3 separate regions of the Mus musculus genome follow, and all the other regions are linked to region 2. Evidence: chromatin loops called from intact Hi-C (ENCODE). Cell type or tissue: gastrocnemius. All regions are shown on one strand. Region 1 holds the start of Mideas (mitotic deacetylase associated SANT domain protein). Region 2 holds the start of Gm40475 (a long non-coding RNA gene). Region 3 has its middle 31 kb from the start of Mideas.

What was found. Hi-C counts contacts between places; a loop is a spot of excess contacts. Peaks named below come from ENCODE experiments on the same cell type or tissue, not always from the same donor. Only the 100,000 strongest peaks of a DNase experiment are listed, where the experiment ranks them.
Region 1: a loop joins it to region 2, with 2.8 times the contacts of the local background. A loop is called at or near these places in 16 of 42 quality-filtered maps.
Region 3: it touches region 2 in a loop (8-fold over the local background); 31 of 42 quality-filtered maps call a loop at or near these places.

What each region holds. Positions count from the first base shown.
Region 1 is chr12:84,217,399-84,219,898 of GRCm38, reverse strand. It overlaps Mideas (mitotic deacetylase associated SANT domain protein), which reads left to right and starts at 1,018. Exons shown (of 13, transcript NM_001163501.1): 1 at 1,018-1,124. It overlaps Gm46319, which reads right to left. Exons shown (of 3, transcript XM_030247050.1): 2 at 785-1,749; 3 at 247-416. The coding sequence ends at 335. In gastrocnemius, no CTCF peak of the experiment used is centred here; a DNase peak (open chromatin) is centred at 991; H3K4me3 peaks cover 2,338 bases; H3K27ac peaks cover 2,500 bases.
Region 2 is chr12:84,161,870-84,164,369 of GRCm38, reverse strand. It overlaps Mideas (mitotic deacetylase associated SANT domain protein), which reads left to right. Exons shown (of 13, transcript NM_001163501.1): 4 at 1,769-2,114. It overlaps Gm40475 (a long non-coding RNA gene), which reads right to left and starts at 1,297. Exons shown (of 2, transcript XR_872872.3): 1 at 1-1,297. In gastrocnemius, CTCF peaks have their summits at 990 (motif pointing left) and 2,435; a DNase peak (open chromatin) is centred at 992; H3K27ac peaks cover 560 bases.
Region 3 is chr12:84,248,320-84,250,819 of GRCm38, reverse strand. No RefSeq gene overlaps it. Among named protein-coding and RNA genes, the nearest start is that of Mideas, 31 kb to the right of the region's middle. In gastrocnemius, a CTCF peak has its summit at 1,407 (motif pointing right); a DNase peak (open chromatin) is centred at 1,427.

The DNA.
Region 1 (2,500 bases), 56 kb before region 2:
GGTCCCTGTTTTCCAGAGCAAGCTTCTGCCTCACTAAACGTTTCTGTTAGGAAAACCTTGCCCTGCAGTTTTGGCTGTCTCCTCCCCCCCCCCCCCCCCCCCCCACACACACACACAGCAAAGGCTAGCCTAGTCCTCTCTCCAACCTAAGGGAATTAGGAGTCTTTCTTTGGGCACTGCTGTGTAACTGCTTTCTTACTGGTCGCCAGAGGCTCAAAAGGCAGCTCTCTGTTGATGTTAGTTTTAATACGCCGAGAAAATTTATTTTGGGCAGTGATAAACTTCAAAATTACTATTGCCTGAAGCTCCTGCGTCCAGGATCCACCTTGTAAAATCACTTCTGGCTAATGATGACACCCGAACGCACCAGGCTCCAGAGATTCTGAGACTTGAGTGCACAAGGAAGAGGTGGGGATCTGAGAAGAAAGGGAACAGAACGACTATTTCCCAGACCCGACGTGGGTGATGACATAGTTCCTGAAATACAATGCATGGTAACATCGTGTACAAGTGCCACCCGGGGAAAGCCACTGACAACTGTGCAGACCTGTAAGGGACATGAGGACGGGAGATTGGAGTTTGGCCTAGCATTATTCAGGGAAATAGTACACTGCTTTCACACATGTCCTCTCTAGTCCAAATAACAAATGAAATGAAAACCTTTATTATCTCTCCCCTCTCTCCCGACTGTATGTGTGCGCGCGCGTGCGTGGGAGGAGGAATGTAGGTGGGGGACTTTTTCCCCTAGGGTCCCTTGAACTCAGCCCCTAGGCTCCAACGCCACCTTTTAGACTCAAGGGAGAGCAGGAAGTCTCCGATCGCACTTTCCCCAAGAGCAGAGTGAGGGTAGGGACGAAGCTTCCACAGCCGCTGCAGCACCGGGAACCGAGGGTCTGGCTGGGGGCCGCGCGGAGGCGCGCGGAGCCGGGGCGCGGGCGGGGCAGGAGGCTGCAGAGCCCTGCGCGCCGCCGCGCGAGCTGCTGGGTCACAGCCGGGACCGCGCCGCCTGCTCGGCGAGGAAGTGACGACTGCGCCGTCCCGAGAGCAACAAAGTTTGAGTCTGCTGGTCGCGCTCGAATTGCGTCCCGCGCCCCCTCGGAGCTGCCCAGGGATCCAGCGTGCAGGTGAGTCGCGGGAGCCTGGTGGCCTTCCCGCCGTGGGGGGCGCCGACGTGGAGCTCGGGGCGGGAGGGGGGATCCGGAATTCGTTGGGGTTCGGCGGCGCGGGCCGGGTCGTGGGACGCTGGGAGTGGGGGTGCAGGAGAGGGACAGGGTGGCGGAGATCTCGGCCGGTGTTGCGCCCCTGAGGTGGTTGTTTTGACTCGGGACTTAGACCGGCCTGGCTGCAGCCTAGCCCTCTCAGGGAGCCACCCCTGAGCGCAGCGATGCCGGGAAGGGGCCTCCCCGGACCTGCGACCGGAGCCAGCCCTACACCCCGCGCCCCATCTCTTCGGGTTGCGTGCAGCTGCTTTTCCAGCCCTTCCCGGTGTTTCCCCGGGAAACGTTCCCTTCCTCTACGCCGCCCTCCACCAGGTTTCAGGAAGGAAGTTACAGGAACTTTCCCTCTACTTTTGTTTGCTCGGCCTTGCAGTGACGAAGAGCAGAGCAACTCAGAAGTTTGGGTCAACAGCCCTATCCATTTCCAACCAGCAAAACCCGAGTTGTCCCCCAGGCCTCCTTGAAACGAGCCCCTCCCGACTCTACACTTTTCCTCCCTCCCTCCCAAGCCCCGAACCCAACAGTAAGCTCTCTAAGGCCTAACACTTTGCAATTTAGCCATAAAAACTGTCAGCACACCCACGTACATATGTGAGTGTTTTCTATATAAAACCCAGAAAGCCGCTTCCAGTGGACTCCGTGGCATCTTGTTCTTTTCTGTGTTCTAAAACGGCTAGGGCTGCAGGAGTTTGCCTGGGAACTTTGATGATGGTTCCCCGCCGCCCGCCCTCGGTAGCCTCGTGCTTCTGGGTCTTTAAAGAACAGCTGAGAAGTTTATGACATCTTTGCATAGTTGCAGGGGTCTTGGCGTGGCCCAGCAGCTGGCGCCAGGGCTCCTTGGTTTGTGCCTGAAGCTGTAGCAGCGGCGGGGACAGGGCGATGTGTGCAGGAATGTGTGTACAGGCCGTGGACAGTTGGAGATGGGATGTCTAGAGCTTGAATAGTGCAGTCCCTAGCAGCAGCTTTCTGCCGGTCTGTAATTACTGCGTGATTGCACAGTCAGGCTTTGTTGGCGTGGATGTTTATACACACGCTATTGTGCAAGCTCTTGGTGGTGGTGAACAAAACGCAGATTTGCATTGCAAATGCTTAGGACAGATCTGGGCCTGAACTGCTGTTCTCGAATTCTTCTTACCCTTTAACTTTTGCTGGATGGTTGTTTCCTTGCCTCTCCCTTAACCTCCGACAGCTTGCTGATCTCCTGAGAGTCTGGCTACTCAGGAAAGCAGTCTCTCTTTACTATTTACTACAGAATAAATATCTTAGGCAGCCTGAGCATTGTG
Region 2 (2,500 bases):
TAGTTTTCTGTTGCTGTGATAAATGCTAAAACCAAAAGCAACCCGTGGCGGAGGGAAGAGTTTATTTTATCCTGTAGTTTACAGTCGGACATGAGGGAAGTCAGCACAGGAACGCAGGCAGGAACCTGGAGGCAGGAGCTGATGCAGAGGTCATGGAGGGATGCTGCTCACTGCCTTGGTCATCATGACTCACTCAGCTGCCTTCCTAGAGAACCCAGGACCACCTGCCCAGGGGCGAGATTGCCCACAGAGGCCTGGGCCTCCTCCATCAATTAGAAGTTGAGGAGATTCTCCCATAGACTTGTCCTCAGGCCTATCTAATGGAGGCAGTTTCTGAACTGAGAGCCCCTCCTCCTTGCTCTGTTTGGTTGATGTCAAACTGACAAACGCAAGCAGCATGGCTCCTCTGCAGTTTCCTCCTGTGTAGCCATTACTGTTCCCCTACCGGCAGAGGGATGAACATTCTCCGTTTGTCCTAATTCGTAGAAGGAGCATGAGAACACACAGAAAGAAAAGGTCATGCCCGGGCCTCAGCAGGAGAGCCCCCCTTGGCTGGAATGAGCTTGAAGGAGCTGGATCCTTGAAGCGGGGAGAGCCTGCAGCACTCGAGCCAACTTGACCGACCTTTGTTTACTATGTGACCAGAGATGCCGTAGTTGCTGCTTCCCCTTGGAGAGTGTTAGCGTGGACTAAGAAAGGCTCTCTCTTGATGGCCCTGCTTTCTGTTCAGTAGACGCTCATAAGGCATACCATATAGAAGGGCAAGCTAGGAAGGCCAGCCTCTGACAACATGGGTGAGCTACCTTCTGATAGTAGCAGATCTTCTGACTGTCACGCCTTAGCTGAGGTTTTGGCACAAAACTCGGGCTTCTCTCCCATACAGACTCTGGACATCAGTAGTGACAGAACTGTTATTGCAACCACACAATATTGATTTCCATATATCCACTCATATCGCTACATAGGAGGCTGGGCCGCCTGTGCTCTGCTGCCCTCTCTAGGCCGAGGATCTGAACGCCAGGGTAGAGGGAGAAGTGCTGTGGGTCGGGGATTTTGCTCAGTAGGGTAGTGTTTGCCCAGCATACGCAAGGCCAAGGATTTGATCTCCACCCACAAAAAACAAATGTGCTTATTCATTTCCACATACTGACTGGTTGGTTTAATCTTCATAGCTCCCAGGTCTGGTAGGCATTTCCTGTTCTAGTCTCACATTAAAGGTGAGGATGGCCGGGCGTGGTGGCACACGCCTTTAATCCCATCACTCGGGAGGCAGAGGCAGGCGGATTTATTTCTGAGTTCGAGGCCAGTCTGGTCTACAAAGTGAGTTCCAGGACAGCCAGGACTACACAGAGAAACCCTGTCTCAGAAAAAAAAAAAAAAAAAAAGTGAGGAGATATCTCCGTGGTTAAGAGCACTGACTGCTGTTCCAGAGGTCCTGAGTTCAAATCCCAGCAGCCACATGGTGGCTCACAAACCATCTGTAATGGGCATCCGATGCCACCTTCTGGTGTGTCTGAAGACAGTGACAGTGTACCACATATGTGAAATGAATAGATAAATCTTTTTAAAAAGAAAAGAGAGAAAAGTAAAAGTAGGACAGACAGCTTCCTCAACCTAAACCCCTCACCGTGGCCTCCTGGGAGGTTTGCTAGCCTGTGACTGTCTGGTGGGGCAATAAGCCGAGCTTCGAAGCTTTCTCCGTCTTCCAAGACGACAGGTTTCTGGGGCCACAAGAGGCCGAGCCTCTTCATTTTGTTTTCTTCTCCAGGCTGAAGACCTGAACGTCAAGTTGGAAGGGGAGCCTTCCATGCGGAAACCAAAGCAGCGGCCGCGGCCGGAGCCCCTCATCATCCCCACCAAGGCGGGCACTTTCATCGCCCCTCCTGTCTACTCCAACATCACCCCTTACCAGAGCCACCTGCGCTCTCCCGTGCGCCTTGCTGACCACCCCTCTGAGCGGAGCTTTGAGCCCCCCCCTTACACACCACCCCCCATTCTCAGCCCCGTCCGGGAAGGCTCTGGCCTCTACTTCAATGCCATCATATCAACCAGCAACATCCCGGCCCCTCCTCCTATCACGCCAAAGAGTGCCCATCGAACCCTGCTCCGCTCTAGTAAGTGACCCTGGTGGCTGTGGTGGCGGGTTATAGGGGACTGGGGGCTGGAGGACGACCTCTGCTATCTCCCCCTGGAGTGGAGTGGAGTGATGCTGGTTGGTCCTCCTGTTTGGATTCTCATCCTCTGTCCACCCTTTACTGTCAGACCTGCAAGTCCAACTGCTCAGACCCCAGTTCGTTCAATATTCAGCAAGGATCAGGATTTGATTAGTCATGCTTGGCTGCTGATACTCAGCTGATCCACAAACAGCAGTTCCTTACGATTCAATCTAATAGCTCCCTCCTCAGGCTGTGGTGGGGATCAGTTACATTAGCATTATTCATAGTAGGTGGCTGACCTGGTCTCCTGGGCTTGTTGATACGTTTTGGTCAAGAACAGGCCC
Region 3 (2,500 bases), 86 kb before region 2:
TGAGAGTGACCTTGAACTCCTGGCCCTTCTGTTTCCTCCTTCCAAGGGCTGGAATCATAGGCATGCGCCACCACACCTGACTTGAGGGGAAGTCTCTTAAAGTATAAAATGTAAAAAGGACAAAATAAATATTATTACTGATTACATAGTAAAAAAAAAAAAATCGATAAGAGCATCAACACCGCATTTTAGAAAAGCCAGAACACAGAAACAGCAAGCAGGCCCATCAGGGAGGAAATGGTGCATATGACCCACTTCTACCATGAACAGACAGTTTTTAAAAGCATAAAGGAATCAGTGGGGTAGCTCAGTGGATTGAAGCACTTGCTTCAAAGCTCAACCACCTAAGTTTTATCCCCAGGACCTACATGGTGGAAGAAGAAAGCTAGGTCCCACAAATTGCTCTCTGCTCTCCATACATGTGCCATGGCACCCCTAAAACACAAAATGAGTAAGAACACAGAATGAAGAAGAAATAGGAGGAGGAAGAGGAGGAGCAGGAAGAAGAAGAGGCAGAAGAGAGAGGGGCAGCAACATGGCTCAGTTCAAGCCTGAGTTCTATCTCCAGAGCTCTCATGAAGGCAGGAGAAAGCCAGTTGTACAAGGTTGCCTATGCCCTCCAGATTTACACACGTGCACACACACACATGCATACATGCACACACATGCACACACACACACACACACAAAAGTACAGGAATTGGTTAATATGAATGACTTGGGTTTTACAGTTTATAAGAATGTGTAAAGGGGCTGGAGAGATGGCTCCGTGGTTAAGAGTGTTTGCTCAGCCAGACAGTGGTGGTCCATGCCGTTAGTCTCAGCACTGGGGAGGCAGCGGCAGGTGAGTTCGAGACTAGCCTGGTCTATAGACTGAGTTCCAGGACAGGCAAGGCTATGCAGTGTGTGTGTGTGTGTGTGTGTGTGTGTGTGTGTGTGTGTGTGTGTGTGTGTGTGTGTGTGTTGAAAATGTAAAGGACATTGAACAGAAAACAATAATAGAAAAACAGGCAAGCATAGACAGACAAAAGCTCCCCAAATATAAGGAAGTAATTTGTGGGGTCTTTCAGGGGCTTTCCAGGGCATCAAAGGATTTTTAAAAAGTCAAAACAAGCCAATGCAATACAATGTAGAGATGTGAGTGGGGAGCTCTAAAAGAATCAACATTTTCTACCATCTCTCGATATATGTAAATACCTACACGAAGTCTGACTAAATTTCTCAAGATATGTATTTTTAAAAATGGGTAGGGATCAAGATTATTTGCTTCGTGGCATGTGCTTCCAGAACAGTTCTAAGCAATGAGGCCTATTTTTCCAAATGGGTTCTCAAATATCTCTCCTGGGTCCCTAGCCTTAAAGAACCATGTGGCCAGAGCCTGCAGTTTCTCCACTTTTCCAGAAGGGGGCAGAGGCACCATGAGTGGTCCACTTGGGCAAAGCGCCCCATGCCCTGAAATTGTAGGGCTGGACTCCACCTGCAGGACCCGTGAAGCTTGCCTGCTTTGCCTCCATTTAGAGACTGCTTATTTTTAAAGTTACTCTGCAAAGCACAGATTCAAGTGTTTGCCTTTGGATGCTTGTTCTAAAAATTCTGAACATACATTTGAATTTAGGATAAGGACTTGTTGCAGTAAAATAATGCTCACTACAATTTTATTAAAGCATATAATAGAACAACATGGTATTATTAAAGCATATAATAGAAAAACACAGTATTATTACCCAAAGAAAAAGCAAATGTGGCCAGCACCCATCATTCCAGCACTCAGGAGCTCAAGAAGCAGGACACCAGTCTGGGCTAGGTAGTTCAACCTTGTCTGCAAAGAAGAAGAAGAAGAGGAGGAAGAGGAGGAAGAGGAGGAGGAGGAGGAAGAGGAAGAGGAAGAGGAAGAAGAAGAAGAGGAAGAGGAAGAGGAAGAGGAAGAGGAAAAGGAAAAGGAAAAGGAAAAAGATGAAAAAGAAAAAGAAAAGGAAAAAGAAAAAGAAAATCAAAAAGGAAAGGAAAAGGAAAAAGAAAAAGAAAAAAATCTGTAAGAGTGAATGAGTCGCCCTTGAGTTGTATGTGTTATGAGAGACTAGATTTGGTATGGCTAGGATTTAGCTCATTTCCCCCCAGGGAGGTAAATTATCTCATTGAGGAAATCTGTAAATTTAGCCCTTGTTAACTACATTCTTTTGTGGTTTGGTTCAAGAAGCATAAATTGTTGGCCCATAATTCCAGCACTTTAAAGAATGAGGCAGGGAGACCATCGTTTTGAGGCTATCCTGGGCTACACATTGAGGACTAGTTTTCAAAAAAGAATGTAAGTTATGACTTTGTATGAAAAGATACATCAGACTTAAATTATCATTCTTTGGGTCCCATTCTTCCAGGGGTGCCTAATCTATATTCCAGAAAACTTAATCATACAAAAAAGCAGGTTTGATTATTGAATTTGCTGACTCTTTTGAGAAAGGGTCAAAGAAACAGAAAGCTGAGGTTTGAAGAGTTGAACCAT